Regions from separate parts of the Homo sapiens genome. Here region 2 is linked to region 1. Evidence: chromatin loops called from intact Hi-C (ENCODE). Cell type or tissue: Calu3. All regions are shown on one strand. Links, peaks and the distances in the headings refer to the core of each region. The heading gives the core; the rest is flanking DNA. Region 1 has its middle 26 kb from the start of DYDC2. Region 2 has its middle 370 kb from the start of LINC02655.

Evidence for each region. Peaks named below come from ENCODE experiments on the same cell type or tissue, not always from the same donor. Only the 100,000 strongest peaks of a DNase experiment are listed, where the experiment ranks them.
Region 2: it touches region 1 in a loop (3-fold over the local background); 11 of 110 quality-filtered maps call a loop at or near these places.

What each region holds. Positions count from the first base shown.
Region 1 is chr10:80,377,604-80,387,405 of GRCh38, reverse strand. No RefSeq gene overlaps it. Among named protein-coding and RNA genes, the nearest start is that of DYDC2, 26 kb to the right of the region's middle. In Calu3, for the core only: CTCF peaks have their summits at 3,967 and 4,173; a DNase peak (open chromatin) is centred at 4,185.
Region 2 is chr10:81,015,647-81,025,448 of GRCh38, reverse strand. No RefSeq gene overlaps it. Among named protein-coding and RNA genes, the nearest start is that of LINC02655, 370 kb to the right of the region's middle. In Calu3, for the core only: a CTCF peak has its summit at 6,112 (motif pointing right); a DNase peak (open chromatin) is centred at 6,118.

The DNA.
Region 1 (9,802 bases), core at 2,278-6,277:
CCAGTGATATGTGGCACAATGCTCTCTTGCAGTGCTGGGCTAATGTAAGTGTTCTGAACATACTTAAAGTAGTGTAGGCTAAGTTGTGATGTTTGGTAGATTAGATGTATAAAATACATCTTCAACTTACGATATTTTCAACTGATGATGGGTTTATTGGGACATAACGGCATCATGAGTCCAGAAGCATCTGTAGTAATTCTGATGAATTACTGCAGGTAGTGTGTGGATTAGTGTGAGAAGGACAAACATCTACAGCTGCAGTCTTAGTGGTGGCCCCCACACTTTTTTTTTTTCCTCTGAGACGGAGTCTTGCTCTGTCACCCAGGCTGGAGTGCAGTGGCGCGATCTCGGCTCACTGCAAGCTCCGCCTCCCGGGTTCACGCCATTCTCCTGCCTCAGCCTCCTGAGTAGCTGGGACTACAGGCGCCTGCCACCAGACCCAGCTAATTCTTTGTATTTTTAGTAGAGACGGAGTTTCACCATGTTAGCCAGGATGGTCTCGATCTCCTGACCTCGTGATCGCCCCGCCTCGGCCTCCCAAAGTGCTGGGATTACAGGCATGAGCCACCGCGCCCGGCTGGCCCCCACACTTTCATGGACTTTATTTTCAAGAAACACACAAGGTACCGCTGGTGAAGACTTGAGGAAGTTCCCCTTATGGTTTAGTGGTTCTTGAAGTGGAGAAGAAGAGTAATGCCCGTGAAATATGCCCAGAATATTTTACATAACAGAGATCTAATCTTCAGAGGAAAAGACTCTGGCAGAGGCTGATCTCAGTTGGGAAAAGAACATTCATTCCACTCAGTTGGGAAAAGAACATTCTAACATTCCATAACGTTAGAAGAAACATTAGTTTCCTCTAACCTTTCTGTCTCACTTAAGGGGGAAAAACATAGTCAACAGGAATCAAGACTTCAGGAAAATAAGCTAGAAGTGTTGCAGCCAGGGGAGTATGGAGAAATACTTGAGAAAGTCATGCCAGCATTATCTTACTAGCCAAACTAAATAAAGACTAAATAAAGACTTTACAAGAAAGGAAAACTATAGCCAATATAGCCAACTATAGCCCAATATCTTTTATGAACATAGACACAAAAGTCCTCCACAAAAAAGTAGCAAATAGAATGAATGCTTTCTCTATAGTATCTGGATCAAGGCAAGGATATCCTTCTCATCACTCCTATTCGACATTATACTGAAAGTCCTAGCTACTGCAATAAGAAAGAAAAAGAAAATAAAATGAATACATATTTAAATTGGAGAGACAAACTGTCTTTATTTGCAGATGACATGATTGTCTATGAAAAAAATCTTGAAGAATCTACCAAACACAAAAACAAAAAAACTCTTGAAACTAATAAGTGAGTACAGCAAGGTGAATATACAAAAGATTGCTTTTTTATATACCAGCCATGTACAAATGGAATTTGAAATAAAAAATTCCATTTATAATTGCACCAAAAATACTTAAGTATAAAAATCTAACAAAATATGTATAGGATCTACATGTGCAAAAGTACAAAATACTGATGAACTAAGTCAAAGATGGTTTAAATAAATGGAGACCTATTTCCGTCTCATGGATTAAAACAGTAACAAGCCAGGCACTGTGGCTTTTGGCTGTAATCCCAGCTACTCAGGAGTCTGAAGTGGGAGGATTACTTGAGGCCAGGAGTTCGAGACCAGCCTGGGTAACATAGTGAGACTCCGTATCTAAGAAATTGAAAAATTAGCTGGGTGTGGTGGCTCATGCCTGGAGTCCCAACTACTCGGGAGGCTGAGGCAGGAGAATCTGTTGAGCCCAGGAGTTTGAGGCTGCAGTGAGCTATGATCATACCGCTGCACTCCAGCTAGGGCAACAGAACAAGACCCTGTCTCTGAAAAAAGAAAGAAGGCCTGGTGCAATGGCTCATGCCTGTAATCCCAAACTTTTGGGAGGCCAAAGTGGGAGGATTGCTTGAAGCCAGGAATTGGAGACCAGGCTGTGAAACAATGTGAGACTCCATCTCTAAAAAATTGAAAAATTAGCCAGTCGTAGTTCCAACTACTCAGGAGGCTGAGGTGGGAGGATCACTTGAAGCCGAGAGTTTGAGGCTTCAGTCAACTATGATCGTACTACTGCACTCCAGCCTGGGCCTTGTATCAAAAAAAAAAAAAAAAAGGGAACAAAGAAAGACTCAATATTATTAAAATATTAATTATTCCCAACTTGAACTATAGATTCAATGCAATCCCAATCAGAATCCCAGAAAGCTATTTTGTAGATATCAACAAATAGATTCTAAAGTTTATATGAAAGGAAAAGACTTCAAATAACCAACACAACACTGAAGAAGAAAAAAGTTGAAGTAGTAATACCACCAATTTCTTTTTTTTTTCTTTTTTCTTTTTTTTTTTTTTGTTTTGAGGCAGAGTCTTGCTCTGTAGCCCAGGCTGGAGTGCAGTGGCGTGATCTCAGCTCACTGCAAGCTCCGCCTCCCAGGTTCACGCCATTCTCCTGCCTCAGCCTCCCATAATACCACCAATTTCAAGGATTACATGAAGCTATAGTAATCAAGACAGTGTGGTATTGGTTAAATAGATATATAGGTCACAAAAATATGGTCGACTGATCCTTGACAAATGCACAAAGGCCATTCACTGCAGAAAGGATGATCTTTTCTTTTCTTTCTTTCTTTTTTTTTTTTTTTTTGAGATGGAGTCTTGCTCTGTCACCCAGGCTGGAGTGCGGTGGCACGATCTCGGCTCACTGCAAACTCCGCCTCCCAGGTTGACGCCATTCTCCTGCCTCAGCCTCCTGAGTAGCTGGGACTACAGGCGCCTGCCACCACGCCCGGCTAATTTTTTGTATTTTTAGTAGAGATGGGGTTTCACCGTGTTAGCCAGGATGGTCTCGATCTCCTGACCTCCTGATCCGCCCGCCTCAGCCTCCCAAAGTGCTGGGATTACAGGCGTGAGCCACCACGCCCGGCCTGATCTTTTCAACAAATAGTGGTAAACAATTGGATGCACAGATGTAAAAAATGAACCTAAATACACACCTTGCACCTTTCACAAAAATTAACTCAAAATGAATATAGACCTAACCGTGAAACAATGTGGCTTCTCCCTGTGGCCCTTTATTTTCTTCATAGTACTTACCACACTCTGGACTTATTTTCATATAGTACTTCAAATTTATTTGTTCTATTGCTTATTATCTCTCTTTCCAGCTACTCTGTAAGCTCCAGAGGGATGGCTGTGTCTGGTAAGTGCTCAATACATAACCATTATTATTTTCAAGTTGCCCCTTGGTTTACTTAGACTATCTTAGCATAATTATTGAGAAATATGGAGGCCAAAGCAGGGGTGATTTACACAAGATTAAGTACTAAGTAAATCCCCATAAAAAGAAACACAAAAAGGAAACATTTCTACAGGTTATGGAAGATCTGATTGTCTAGGCTGACTCTTTGTATAAGCAGAAACATGGACCTGACCTCAGGATCCCTGCTGAAAGTCCTGCTGCAATTAATAACCATCCATTTCAAATGGTAGTTACCAGGGGCTGGGATGGGAGTGGAGGTTGGGAAGATGTTGGTCAATGGATATAAAATTTCAGTTAGATTGGAGAATAAATTCAGAGATTTGTTGTACAACGTGGTGACTAAAGTTAAAAACAATGTATTGTACACTTGAAAATGGTTAACATTTTTAGTGTGCATGCCACAAAAAATGATAAGTATGTTAGGTAATGCACATGTTAAACATATTGTACATTATATATATATATATACATATACGTATAGTTTTTATTTGTCAATTTAAAAAACAAGCAAAAGGCCAGGTGTAGTGGCTCACACCTGTAATCTCAGCACTTTGGGAGGCCGAGGTGAGTGGATCACCTGAGGTCAGGAGTTCGAGATCAGCCTGACTAACAAGGTGAAACCCCTTCTCTACTAAAAATACAAAAATTTGCCGGGCGTGGTGGCGGGTGCCTGTAATCTCAGCTACTCAGGAGGCTGAGGCAGGAGAATCACTTGAATCCAGGGGGTGGAGGTTCCAGTGAGCCGAGATCACGCCATTGCACTCCAGCCTGGGCAACAGAGTGAGAATCTGCCCCAAAACAAAAAAACAAAAACAAACAAAAAAAACTACCTATTTCAGATGAAAATTTGTGAAGTGCTGGTGCCACCACATGGCTGTGGGAGGAAAACCAGCTGGGGCTTTTGTTAATGCAGAGAAAAAAACAGTAGAGGTGGCAGGAAATTGTCCCTTAGCAGCGACAACTACAACTTTAAAATTACACAGGTCTAGCACAGCAACAACAATCATGACAGCAGCAGCAGCCAATGCTGATGCCATCGGGAGTCCCTGTGGTCCAGGCATGCTAATTCTATGTGCTCTATGTGAATTATCTCATTTAAGTGTCACAGGGAGTAGTGGAAGTTGGAGATGGATGTTCATGGGTGGGAGAACCAGAGACTGACTTCCTGAGTTTGAGATGCGTGATGAAGGTCTATGCCTGGAAGGAAAGTCAGAAGCATTTAGCTAATGACTGTTATATTCGTGATCATAATATAGCCATGAGCAATGGTAATGGTAATTACAATAATGAACCCGAGGGCAATTTTATGACAAGAGAACAGTTTCAATAGGTTCTCCTTCCTGCATTTGAGTAGAGTAATAGTTTATTTAGAATTATATTCAGTTAGATAATCAGATAAACCGAAGAATGTGGTAGTGTCTCTCATTTCCCTCCAGGAGACTGACTTTCCCATCAAATTGTAGATACAGAAGCTGCAAATGTGAGCCTCACAAATACCAGCAGGTTTAAGAGACCAAGGAGAGAAAAAAAAAAAGAAACACAAAAGTGTTACTTTTAATACATTTACTCTGCCCAGCATATGAATGCAACCCCAAGATTTGCAGTCACCTAACAATCTCAACAACCAGAGAGGTCAATTTTCCTCCTAGAGTGAGGACAGGTAGAGAAAATAACCAGAGAGTTCCCTCCATTACTCTTCCATCCTGGAGGCTGGCAAGGAAGAATCCTGTTGAAACACAAAAACTATTAGATGGGACTCTAGCACACCATGTTAACAGTCACGATGAAAGCCAGAGTGACAAATATACATTTCCTACTTTTGAAAATGAAGAAGTTGAGCTGTCCAGATTCATATTGATAAGTTTTGCTTAAAAAATTAATTTTTCCCAAATGAAAAAACATATTTTTATTTTATATGGGATTCATGATCTTTATAAAAAATTTTATGATACAGAAAAGCATGACAAAATACAAATTCAATAGTAATCCTGTCCTCAAATGACCATCTTTCCAGATAGTTCTCTGTGGATAGACACACCAGTACACACAAACACACACCCTGATATTATAAATTTGTATCTTTCTACATTATTGCTTTTAATGGATACATAATGGCCATAGTGGAACATTTCCATGATGAATCCCAGTAATGTCGTTTGTTCTATCTACCTACCTATCTGATTTGTGTAAGAAATTAAGCGCAGACATACCTCATTGTATTGTGTTTTGCTTTGCTCTGTTTTGCAGATACTGCATTTTGTTTAAATATTAAAGGTCTGGCCGGGCACAGTGGCTCATGCCCGTAATCCTAGCAATTTGGGAGGCTGAGGCAGGCGGATTGTCTGAGCTCAGGAGTTCAAGACCAGCCTGGCCAACATGGTGAAACCTTGTCTCTACTAAAAATACAAAAAATTAGCCAGGCGTGATGGTGCATGCCTGTAATCCCAGCTACTCGGGAGGCTGAGGCACGAGAATTGCTTGAACCCAGAGGTGGAGGTTGCAGTGAGCCGAGATCATGCCACTGTACTCCAGCCTGGGCAACACAGCAAGACTCTGTCTCAAAAAAAAAAAAAAATTAGCAGGGTGTGGTAGCGCATGCCTGTAATCCCAGCTACTAGGGAGGCTGAGGCAACAGAATCACTTGAACTTGGCAGGCAGAGGTTGCAGTGAGCTGAGATAGCACCACTGCATTCCAGCCTGGGCGACAGAGTGAGACTCCACCTCAATAAAATAAATAAATAAATAAATAAATAAATAAATAAATAAATAAATATTAAGGTCTGTGGCAACCCTGTGTTGTGCAAATCTATGGGTGCCATTTTTTTCCAACAGCATGTGCCCACTTTGTGTCTCTGTGTTATATTTTGATAATTCCCACAATATTTCAGACTCGTTCATTATTATTATATCTGTTATAGGAATCTACAATCAGTGATCTCTGATGTTACTTTGTAATTATCTACAATTACACCCATATAAGATGGTGAACTCAACCAATAAATACTGTGTGTGTGACGGTGAACTCAATCAACAAATACTGTGTATGTTCTGACTGCTCCACCAACACACCATTCCTTCATCTCTCTCCCTCTCCTCATGCCTTCCTATTCCCCAAGACACAACAATATTGAAATTAGGCCAATTAATAACTGTACAATGGCCTCTAAATGTTCAAGTGAAAAGAAGAGTCACGTGTTTCTCACTTTAAGTCAAGAGCTAGTTATGGGCTGGGCATGGTGACTCACGCTTGTAATCCCAGCACTTTGGGAGGCCAAGGCAGGCAGATCACTTGAGGCCAGGAGTTCGAGACTAGCCTGACCAACATGGTGAAACCCTGTGGCTACTAAACATATAAAAATTAGCTGGACGTGGTGGTGCCTGTAGTCCCAGCTACTCAGGAGGCTGAGGCACAAGAATTGCTTGCTTGAACCTGGGAGGTGGAGGTTGCAGTGAGCTGAGATCACCCCACTGCACTCTAGCCTGGGCCACAGAGCGAGACCCTGTCTCAAAAAAAAAAAAAAAAAAGTAGTAATGGTTAGGCTTAGTGAGGAAGGCATGTCGAAAGCCAAGACAGGCCGAAAGCTACGCCTCTTGTGCCAAACAGCCAAGTTGTGAATGCAAAGGAAAGTTTATGGAAGGAAAGTAAAAGTGCTGCTCCAGTAAACACACAAATGATAAGAAAGCGAATATGGAGAAAGCTTTAGTGGTCTGGATGGAAGATCAAACCAACCACAATATTCCCTTAAGCCAAAGCCTAGTCCAGAGCAAGGCTCTACCTCTCTTCAATTCTGTAAAGGCTGAGAGAGATGAATAAGCTGCAGAAGAAAAGTTTGAAGCTAGCAGAGGCTGGTTTATGGAAAGAGGCCATCTCCATAACATAAAAGTGCAGAGTGAAGCAGCAAGTGCTGATATAGAAGCTGCAGCAAGCTATCCAGAAAATAATTGAAAATAATTATCCTGGGATAATTGATGATGGTGGCTACACTAAACAACAGATTTTCAATGTAGATGAAATAGCCTTCTATAAGAAGAAGATGCCGTCCAAGACTTTCATGGCTACGGAGGAGAAGTCAATGCCTGGCTTCAAAGCTTCAAAGGACAGGCTGACTCTCTTGTTAGAGTCTAATGCATCTGGTGATGTTAAGTTGAAGCCAACACTCATTTATCATTCTGAAAATCCTAGGGGCCTTAAGAATGATGCTAGATCTACTCTGCCTGTGTTTATCAGTGGAACAACAAAGCCTGGATAGCACATCTGTTTATAGCATGGTTTGCTGAATGTTTTAAGCCCACTTTTGAGACATACCGCTCAGATGAAAAGATTTCTTTCTTTTTTTTCTTTTTTTGAGACTGAGTTTCACTCTTGTTGCCCAGGCTGGAGTGCAATGGCACCATCCTGGCTCACTACAACCTCCGCCTCCCGGGTTCAAATGATTCTCCTTACTCAGTCTCCTGAGTAGCTGGGATTATAGGCATGTGCCACCATGCCCAGCTAATATTTTTGTATTTTTACTAGAGACAGGGTTTCACCATGGTCTCGAACTCCTGGTCAGGCTGGTCTCGAACTCCTGACCTCAGGTGATCCACCCACTTCAGTCTCTCAAAGTGCTGGTATTACAGGTGTGAGCCACTGTACCCAGCCAAAAAGATTTATTTCAAAATATTACTGCTCACTGACAATGCCTCTCATCACCTGAGAGCGCTGGTGAAAATGTATAAGGAGGTAAATGTTGTTTCTACGCCTGCTAACACAACATCCATTCTGTAGCCCATGGATCAAGGAGTAATTTTGACTTTCAAGTCTTATTATTTAAGAAATACATTTTGTAAGGCTATAGCTTCCATGGATAGTGATTCCTCTTATAGATCCAAGCAAAGTAAATTAAAAACCTCTGGAAAGTTTTCGCCATTCTACATGCCATCCAGAACATTTATGATTCATGAACATTGTGATCACTGTTGAAATGACAACAAAGATTTTCACTATTCCACAAACTTAGTTGATAAAGCAGTGGCAGTGTTCGAAAGGATTGACTCCAATTTTGAAAGAAGTTCTACTGTGGATGAAATGTGGCAAACTTCACTGTTCTCTTAAGAAATTGCCATAGCCACCCCAGCCTTCAGCAACTACCACCCTGATCAGTCAGCAACCATCAATGTTAAGGCAAGACCCACCACCAGCAAAAAGATTTACAATTCGGAGAAGATTCACATGATTGTTAGCATTTTTTAGCAAAAAAAGTATTTTAAAATTACATATGCATATTTTTTTGAAGACATAATGCTATTGCACGCTTAATAGACTACAATATAGCATAAACATAATTTTTACATGCACTGGGAAACCAAAAACTGTGCGTGACTGGCTTTATTGCCTTATTTGCTTCATTGCAGTGAACTTGCAGTATCTCCGAGGTATGACTGTACCAAATCAAAGCACTCTTTTTGTAATCAGCCCTCAAAATTGTCAGTCCATGTTTGTGCGTTCTTGCTTTTGTTCTGGGAGGTTGTTTTAGGAAATGTTTAGATCTTTGTTTTAAGAAAAGGTCAGATGCTAAGCAGATTGGAAGCTGGGGTAGAAAACCACAAGATTCTGAAGTTCATTCTGCCAGTAATATAAAAGGAAACCCTTAGAGGCAATGTCAGCAGGCAGGGCTTAGTAAAGTTCACCGAACTTGGAGCTCCTCCCCTGCATATCTGTCCCTCATCTCTCTGATACTGCTCCCTAGCGGTGAGGGCGGATGGTCGAGGTTGGTCCCAGCAACCTCCTGGTATGTCAATGTTTTCCTTCTCCCTTAGGTACTTAAAGGATACTATTTAGGCAGGAGGAAAAGATACCTTTAAAAAGAGAAGCTTGCTTTCTAGTCATGTAGATGCTGAGTCTAATAAAAGTTTCGATTTTTTACTTTTTATTTTTTTTGAGACAGAGTCTCGCTCTGTTGCCTAGGCTGCAGTGCAGTGGCATGATCTTGGCTCACTGCAACCCCCACCTCCGGGATTCAAGCAACTCTCCTGCTTCAGCCTCCTGAGTAGCTGGGACTACAGGCGTGCGCCACCATGCCCAGTTAATTTTTGGATTTTTTGTAGAGACAGGGCTTCACCATGTTGGCCAGGCTGATTTCAAACTCCCGCCTCAGCCTCCCAAAGTGCTGGGATTACAGGCGTGAGCCACTGCACCTGGTCCATCAGTTTTTTATTCTTGTTTTGTCTCCATTCTTCATTGAGCGAAGGGGCTATACCCTCTCATTTATTCTTTAGATAGCTTTGTTGCCAACTGCTTTTTTGTCTGGAGTTTCTAAAGTTTGATGCATATTTAGACCTGATACTTTGTTATAGTTTTGAATGACAATATGTTGAAAAGTAGCTCCTTAGATAGTTTTGCCATCATTCTTCATGTCTAAAGAATATTATTAGTTGGATGTGGTGGTGTGCACCTGCAGTCCTCAGCTACTTGGAGGATCTGAGGTGGGAAGATCACTTGAGCCGAGGAGG
Region 2 (9,802 bases), core at 3,853-7,852, 640 kb before region 1:
ATAACAGGATCTCATTCCTATGGCTGAATAGTACTGTATTGTGTATATGTATGACATTTTCTTTTTATTATATCTTAAGTTCTAGGGTACATGTGCACAATGTACAGGTTTGATACACAGATATACATGGGCCATGTGGGTTTGCTGCACCCATCAACTCGTCATTCACATTAGGTATTTCTCCTAGTGCTATCCCTCCCCCAGCCCCCAGCCCTACGACGGTCCCCAGTGTGTGATGTTCCCCGCCCTGTGTCCAAGTGATCTCATTGTTCAGTTCCCACCTATGAGTGAGAACATGCAGTGTTTGGTTTTCTGTCCTTGTGATAGCTTGCTGAGAATGATGGTTTCCAGCTTCATCCATGCCCCTGCAAAGGACATGAACTCATCCTTTTTTCTGGCTGCATAGTATTCCATTGTGTATATTTGCCACATTTTCTTACTCCAGTCGATCATTCATGGACATTTGGGTTTGTTCCAAGTCTTTGCTATTGTGAATATTGCTGCAATAAACATACGTGTGCATGTGTCTTTATAGTAGCATGATTTATAATCCTTTGGGTATATACCCAGTAATGGGATGGCTGGGTCAAATGGTATTTCTAGTTCTAGATCCTTGAGGAATCACCGTACTGTCTTCCACAATGGTTGAACTAATTTACACTCCCACCAGCAGTGTAAAAGTGTTCCTATTTCTCCACATCCTCTCCAGCATCTGTTGTTTCCTGGCTTTTTAATGATTGCCATTCTAACTGGCATGAGATGGTATCTCATTGTGGTTTTGATTTGCATTAATCTGATGACCAGTGATGATGAGCATTTTTTCTTGTGTCTGTTGGCTGCATAGATGTCTTCTTTTGAGAAGTGTCTGTTCATATCCTTTGCCCACTTTTTGATGGGGTTGTTTTTTTCTTGTAAATTTCTTTAGTTCTTTGTAGATTCTGGATATTAGCCCTTTGTCAGATGGGTAGATGGCAAAAATTTTCTCCCATTCTGTAGGTTGCCTGTTCACTCTGATGTTAGTTTCTTTTGCTGTGCAGAAGCTCTTTAGTCTAATTAGATCCCATTTGTCTATTTTGGCTTTTGTTATCATTGCTTTTGGTGTTTTAGTCATGAAGTCGTTGCCCATGCCTATGTCCTGAATGGTATTGCCTAGGTTTTCTTCTGGGGTTTTTATGGTTTTGGGTCTAACATTTAAGTCTTTAATCCATCTTGAATTAATTTTTGTATAAGGTGTAAGGAAGGCATCCAGTTTCAGCTTTCTACGTATGGCTAGCCAGTTTTCCCAGCACCATTTATTATATAGAGAATCCTTTCCCCATTTCTTGTTTTTGTCAGGTTTGTCAAAGATCAGATGGTTGTAGATGTGTGGTGTTATTTCTGAGGCCTCTGTTCTGTTCCATTGGTCTATATATCTGTTTTGTGTGTACCACATTTTCTTTATCCCTGTGTCTGTTGATGGACACTTTAGTTTGCTTCCAAATCTTGGCTATTATGAATAATGCTACAACAAATATGGGAGTGCAAATATCTCTTCAATATACTGATTTCCTTTCTTTAGGGTGTATAGCCAGCAGTGGGATTCCTGGATCATATGGTAGCTCTATTTTTAGCTATTTGAGGAACCTCCAAACTGTTCTCCAAGATGGTTGTACTAATTTACATTCCCACCAACAGTGTACAAGAGTTTCCTTTTCTCCACATGCTCTCCAGCATTTGTTATTGCCTGTCTTTTGAATATAAACCATTTTAACTGAGGTGAGATGGCTAAATATTCTGTGTGCTTACTATTCAGTAGTTTTCCACCTTCAGGTAATTACTTATTGCTCATTAATGTCCTTTTCTTTCTGATTGAAGTACTTCCTTTAGCATTTCTTATAGGACAGGTCTGGTTTTGTTCAAAATCCTTCAGCCTTTGTGTGTCTGGGAAAGTGTTTATTTTTCCTTCATGTTTGAAGAGTTTTTGTTTTGTTTTGTTTTGTTTTGTTTTGTTTTGTTTTTTGAGATGGAGTCTTGCTCTGTCGCCCAGGCTGGAGTGCAGCGGCGCGATCTCAGCTCACTGCAAGCTCCGCCTCCCGGGTTCACGCCATTCTCCTGCCTCAGCCTCCCGAGTAGCTGGGACTACAGGCACCCGCCACCACGCCCGGCTAATTTTTTGTATTTTTAGTAGAGACAGGGTTTCACTGTGTTAGCCGGGATGGCCTTGATCTCCTGACCTTGTGATCTGCCCATCTCAGCCTCCCAAAGTGCTGGGATTACAGGCGTGAGCCACTGTGCCTGGCCTGTTTGAAGAGTATTTTTACTGGATATACTGCTCTAGGATAAAACATCTTTTCATTCAGCACTTTAAATATGTCATGCCACTCTCTTTTGGCCTGTAAGGTTTCCACTGAAAAGTCTGAAGCCAGATGTATAGGAGCTCCATTTTATAATATTTGTTTCTTTTCTCTTGCTAATTTTAGTATCCTTTGGTTATTCTTGATATTTGGGAGTTTGATTTTTACATGTCTTGAAGTAGTCTTCTTTGGGTTAAATCTGCTTGGTCTTCTATAATCTTCTTGTGCTTGTATATTGATATCTTTCTCTAGGTTTGGGAAATGCTCTGTTATTATCCCTTTAAATAAAATTTCAACTCCTAGCTCCTTCTCTACCTCATTTTAAGGCCAATAACTCTTAGATTGGCCCTTTTGAGGCTATTTTCCAGATCCTGTAGATGTGCTTTATTGTTTTTCATTCTTTTTCCTTTGTCTCCTCTGTGTATTTTCAAATAGCCTGTCTTCAAGCTCACTAATTCTTTCTTCTGCTTGATCAATCATGCTATTAAAGAACTCCGATGCATTCTTCAGTATGTAAATTGCATTTTTCAAATCTAGAATTTCTTCTTGATTCTTAATTATTTCAATCTTTTTGTTAAATTTATCTTATAGAGTTCTGAATTCCTTCCCTGCGTTATCTTGATTTACTTAGAGTTTCTTCAATAAAGCTATTTTGAAATCTCTGTCTAAGAGGTCATATATCTCTGTTTCTCCAGGATTGATGCCTGGTGGCTTATTTAGTTCATTTGGTAAGGTCATGTTTTCCTAAACGCTGTTGATGCTAGTAGACGTTCTTCAGTGTCTGGATATTGAAGAGTTAGGTATTTATTTTAGTCTTCACTGTCTGGGCTTATTTTTGTATCTGTCCTTCTTGGGCTTTCTGGATATTTGAAAAGACTTGAGTGTTGTAAAAACTTGAGTGTCTAAGCTGTATCTGCTTTAGGGGGTACCCCAAGCCCAGCAATGCTATGGCTTTTGCAGACTCACAGAGGTACCCTCTTGATGGTTTTGGACAAGATCTGGGAGAATTCTCTGGATTACCAGGCAGAGACTCTTGTTCTCTTTCCTTACTCTCTCCCAGACAAATGGAGTCTCTCTCTCCCTCTATACTGAGCCACCTAAAGCTGGGGGTAGAGTGACAAAAGAACCTCTGTGGCCACCATCACTATGACTACACTGGGTCAGACCTAAAGCTGGCACAGCACTGGGTTTTTCCCAAGGCCTGCTGTAACTGTAATCACTCCCTGGCTATTGCCTATGTTTGCTCAAGGCCTTGGGGCTCTGCAGTCAGCAGGCAGCAAAGCCACCCAGCCTGTGTCCTTCCTTCAGGGTGGAGAGTTCTCCTAGGCCCCAGGTGGGTCCAGAGGTGCCATCTGAGAATCAGGGACTATGGTCAAAAACCTTACAAGTCTACCTTGTGTTCTATTTTACTGCCGCTAAGCTGGCACTTACACCACAATACGCAGTCCTTCCCACTCTTCCTTCCCCTTTTCAAAGGCAAAGAAGCCTCACTCCAGAGCCACTGTCACCACAGGCCACAAGAAGTACTGCCAGACTACCACCAATGTTCCCTTAAGGCCCAAGGGCTCTTAAGTCAGCTTGTGGTGAATGCTGCCTAGCCTGAGACTCACTCTTCAAGGCAGTGGGTTATTTTCTGGCCCAGAGAAGGTCCCGAGATGTCATCCCAGAGTCAAGTCCTGGAATCAGAGACCCCAAGAACCCACGTGGGGCTATACTCCCCTGTGGCCGTACTGGTACCTCAGGTGCAAGACAAAGTCCCCTTTATTTTTCCTCTCTGCTTTTCTCAAGCAGAAGGAGTTTTGCCCCATAGCCACCAAAGCTGGTAACATGCTGAGTCTCACCTGAAGCCAGCCAGTTCGAGGCTTGAGCAAGGCCCTAGATGTAGTACCTGGGTATTGCTGCTGGTTATTGAGGAACCAAGGGCTCTTCAGTTAGCAGGTGATGAATGTTTCCAGGTCTGGGTCCCTCACTTCAAGGCAGCGGGTTCCTTTCTGGCCCAGGGTGTGTCTAGAAATGTCATCTGGGAGCTAGGGCCCGGAAAGGGGACCTCAAAACACTGACTGGTGCACTATCCTGCTGTGGCTGAGCTGGTATCCAAGATGCAAGACAAAGTCCTCCCTACTCTTCCTTCTCTTCTCCTCTAGCAGAAGGAAAGGGTTTCTTTTGGAGCCATGCAACCTGGGCTTAGAGGAGGGATGATGCCTGAGCTGCCCCAACTGGTGTCTCAATATGTCACGTGCCCTCCCAGTCTACTGTCTCTGGGCCCAGTTGAGCACTAGGACTCACCCATGATTTGCAGTCCTTATGGCCTAGACTGCCTTTTACGTTTATTTAGAGCACAGAGAACTTTAGCCCTCGGTGGTGAGGTTTCAGGAACTCAAGTTCTGCCCTCTGGGATTGGCGATTCCCCTCTGGCTAGGGCCGGTTTAAATATTGCCTCTGTGGGAGAGTATCACCTGAGTTGGGTCTGGTTTTTCTTTCTGCTCTAACAGGACAGCACTGAGTTCAATGCCTCACAATTGTTGTGTTCTCCCTCCCCCAGTGCCCAGAGATGCTCTCCGCACTGCTGAAGGGGTGTAGGAGGGGTGGCGTTGGCAATTCAAGACTGTCTTCTCTCTCTGTAGTGCCTCTTTCAGCAATATGGAGTTAAAACCAGGTACTATGAGAGCTCACCTGATTTCTAGTTCTTATGAAGGTGTTTTTACTGTGAAGATAGTTGTTAAATTGGTATCCTTGTGGGGGGGAAATGGATGGTCTCATCTTGTTCTGTAAACCTGTAGGGCATTTTCTTTTGACAGGTCCCTAGGACATTGTATAATCAACTGTGCTGCAAAAAAAACTTCAATAAATTCCAAATATTAATCATTTATTTGCAATTAAACTAGAAATTAAAAACAAACCACCTCTCACCTAAACAAAACTGCATAGAAATGTTAAAATTTTCTTCAAAATCACTCTTGTTCAAAATGTAAATCAAGCTACAAAATATAATTTTGAGAAAACTGTACACAGAGGAAAATCCATAACTCAAACTGCTTTTATTATTGAGCATAAAAGGACACCAAAGAAGTGAATGAATTGTTTTTAGCAAGAAATTCATAGAATTAATCCTAAGGAAATACAGAAAGATACTCAAATAAAATGTAAATTGAAATCATTTAACTAGAACACAGAAAATAGTAGCATTGATTTTGTGGCTTAAATTTCCTTGTAACCTTCTTATATCTTTTCTTTTTTACTCTTCTATGTTTTCCGATGCTTTTTTTTTTTTATCATTTAAGGAATTTTTTTTCTTCTTCTGATTCTCAAAGTCCATTTTTTCCTGCATTCACCTGAAGATACTAGAGGCCCAATGTGTTCCTTGTTTCTAATGGGCAGTTCTGCCTCACTGCAGTAGCGTCTTCTGCCACCCACTGCTGTTTCTGGAAACTGCACTGTGATGCCCGGATGTGTGGGGAGTTGGGACAGGGTCCCCCACACTAGCCCTTCCTTGGGGCCTGACTGGGGTTGCTATTCTTACAACTTTGGGGTGTACTTTGAAAAGCAAGCCATCTGCCATCCCCGCCAAATATCAATTTTAAAATATAATAATAAAAGATATAATAATAAATTACCCAAGTATATTTTATGTTTTCTTTTTTTTTTTTTTTTTTATGTTTCTTCAAAGGAAACCTTACAGCAGGCTTTCTCAACTTCAGCTGTATTGACACTGTGGGCAGGATAATTCTTCGGCCTAGGGGCTGTCCTGTGCCTTGCAAGATGTTTAGCAGCAACTCTTGCCTCTGCCCACTAGATGTCAGTAGCACCTCCACAGTTCTGATAAACAAAAAGATCTCCAGACATTGCCAAATATCCTCCGTGGAGAAAAATTGTCCCCAAGGGAACCACTGCCCTATAGGAAGCATCTCTAGTAACCTTTGTGCAGGTCATGCCTTTCCATTGTCTGTTCGCAGGTTTCAAAATCAAGCTCAAATTAATCTCCTCTAGCTAGTCTTTTCCTGATCGCTCCAGCAACTCAGTTGCTCCCTTATTGGTTCTCCCACAGCTTCCTACACATTTCTCCACTAACACAGTAAGATATATTGCTGTGTTTTTCCTACTTGATTGCCTGCTCCACAAGTCTATAAACACGGGTCATCTTCTCACTAACAGTGCTTGTCACATAAGAGCTAGCAAATTAAGTCATTCATCTAAGATTGTATCTCCTCACAGGAAGCTTGAGATTGAGTAATTTAGACAAACAAGTGAAATGACAATAACTAGAACTCTCTATGTGATTCACTCAATAGTGAGTATATTCGTCCATTCTTGTGTTGCTATATAAAGAAATACCTGAGACTGGGTAATTTATAAAGAAAATAGTCTTAATTGGCTCATGGTTCTGCAGGCTTTACAGGAAGCATAGTGCTGGCATCTACTCAGCTTCTGGTGAAGCCTCAGGGAGGTTTCAATCATAGCGAAAGGCAAAGAGGGAATAGGCACGTCACATGTTGAAAGCAGGAGCAAGTGAGAGAGAGTCGGAGGAGAAGTGCCAGACACTTTTGAAATGACCAGACCTCACAAGAACTCATTATCATGAACACAGCACCAAGCCATAAAAGACCCGCCCCCATGACCCAAGCACCTTCCACCAGATCCCACCTCCAGCATTGGGGATTACAATTCAACACAAGATTTGGCAGGGACATGCATTCAAACTCCATCAGTGGGCATTTTATTCTGTGCCTGGAACTTGACTAAGTATTTATATGTAGTATCTGATTTTATTTAAATCTTCGTAATGCTCCTGGGAGGTATAGTGTAATCCTCATTTTCTGAGTGAGAAGCCAAAGCATGGAGAAGATTAGCAGCTTGCAAAGGACAGCATCATTTATACATATGGAGGATTTGAACCTTGATCTATCTAGCTTCCAAGTCAACACTTTTTAAACATATTGAAATATAACACCAATGCAGAAAAGTGCATAAAGCATAAATATAAAATTCCATGGACAGAGGTGGACCAAGATCACTGTTAGAGTGATCTGCACTGACTTCAGGCAATAAGGGGGCACGTTCTCTGCAGAAAACTTAAAAACAATTTAAAAAATAACTAAAATTGGTCTGCTTTTAATCATCACTCTGGGCCAGAATTTCTGAGCAATGTCAGTGATAGAATATTCTTCATTGAATAAAATATCCTGTGTTGATTTAAATTCTAAACAATAGTGTGCTTACTACTGAGTCTTAAGTATATATGTGTGTGAGTGTGTGTAAAATTAGCACTATTATTATGTATTCTTTAATAAACTCTGAGTTCAACATGGACACTAATCCAGAGAACTTCCAGTTACATGGTTAGGTCCCAACACAAGGGTACAAGCTACAAACATTCTTTCAAGAGTTAAATTTATAATTGTTATGGGCCGAATTCTGTGCCACCCCTACCCAAATTCATGTTGAAGCCCTAACCCCCAGCACCTCAGAATGAGACTGTATTTGAAGACAAAGCTTTTAAAAAGGAAAGTAATTGAAAATAAGGTCGCTAAGATGCCCTTAATCCAATCTGACTGGTGTCTTGATACAAGGAGATCAGGACACATGGGGAGACATCAGAGATGTGCACACACAGAGGAAATGCTATGTGAGGACTCGGCCAGAAGGCAGCCATCTGCAGGACAAGGAGAGGAGCCTCAGGAGAACCCAGCCCTGCTGACACCTTGATCCTGGACTTACTTTCAGCCCTCAGAACTGTGAGAAATTAAATTTCTATTGTTTAACCCACCCACTCTGTGGTATCTTGCTATGGCAGCCTTAGCAAACAAATACAATAATGGTTTCCAATTGCATGCTTTGGGAACAGTGAGTCTCCAACACATGATATGATATTAGAAATCAGCAATAATCACACCATGACTATAAAAATGAAGAAATAGAATTCTATTTAATTGAATTATTAAATATGACTACTTGGAGATTTTATGTATGTTAAAATGTAAAACAGTGAAACAGGGAGCCAACTGTAAAGTATAATATTATTTGAATTTTATTCTTCTGCTTTAGTTGTTTTAAAACTAAAGATGAATCCCTAAAATATGGATTATTCATTGATTATTGTGATTATTAATAAAAATAATTTCATCACCTAGAAAGAGGATTGGGAAACTCCCTTATTATCTATTCTGGTAGTCAGATTATCTATTCTAGTTGTCAAATATGCTAGGTATGCAACCGTTCAATGAGATATCACGAAACAAACACCTATATAACTGCCATCAAGTTTTAAGAAATCGAATATTGACAGTTCCTTGGGTGTCTTCTTGGTGCCCTCTCCACTGTACTACCTCTCTCTCCTTCTTAAATGTAACAAATGTCTTTATTTCTATTCTAACAGTTCATCTCTTTCTCATTTTGGAGCTGATATTAATGAAAAAGTTTAGTAAATTTTTTTATGCCTGGCTTCTTTCATGCAGTACTGTATATGCAAGATTCATACACCCTGTTGTGTATAGCAAGATGGTTCATTTGTATCACTGCATGAGATTCCATTGTATGAACATAATACAGTCTATACCATTGATGGATACTTGAGTAATCTCTAGTTTGAAACTACTGTATAATACATATAACATACAAATATGCATTAATCAACTATTTTGTTATTGGTAAGGCTTTTAATCAACAGTAGGCTATTCATAGTTACGTTTTGAGGGAGTCAAAACTTATATGTGAATTTTCAGCTGTGTTGGGGGGCTTCAGTGCCCTGAATCCCTATGTTGTTCAAAGATCAACTGTATTAAACTAATGCTGCTGTGAACATTCTTATGTGTGTATCCTGTTGCATATATACATGCACTTCTCTTAGAAGTGGAATTATTGAACTGTAAATTATGTATATCTTAAACTAGAGCAGTAAACAGTACACACCTTTCCAAAGTGTTTTGGTTGCAAAAATTTACATTCCTACCAGAAGTGTATGAGAGTTCACATAGCTCTATATCCTTACCAACAATTGGTATTGTCATTCTTTTTAGTCAGATTGACAGGTATGTGATAGTATACTGTTATGGTTTTAATTTCTATTTCCCTGATTAACTAGTGAAGATGAACACCTTTTTGTATGATAAATGGCCTTTGATTGCCCTGTTTTATGAATGGCTAATTAAATCCTTCACTTGTTTTTCAGAGTGGCCTGTATTTCTGGTATCAAAGGGAAGGGGATCGGTTAGCTCCTGCTAAAATGGTGGTGAATATAGGCCTTTCGAGTGGTAGACCATTGGATACAGGGAGCTGGAATTCAAAAACAAAATCTGGGCTGCAGTCTACAATAATTCAATCTACAATAATTGGTGGCTTTTAGAAACCCAGGAGAACATGGTGTCTTCCTTAATCCAGCTACATATTATATGGCAATATCAGCCACAGCTTTCTGGCCCAGCTTGCAGTGGGTTATGCTGGAGACTCATTTAAACATAATGACACAGTAATCT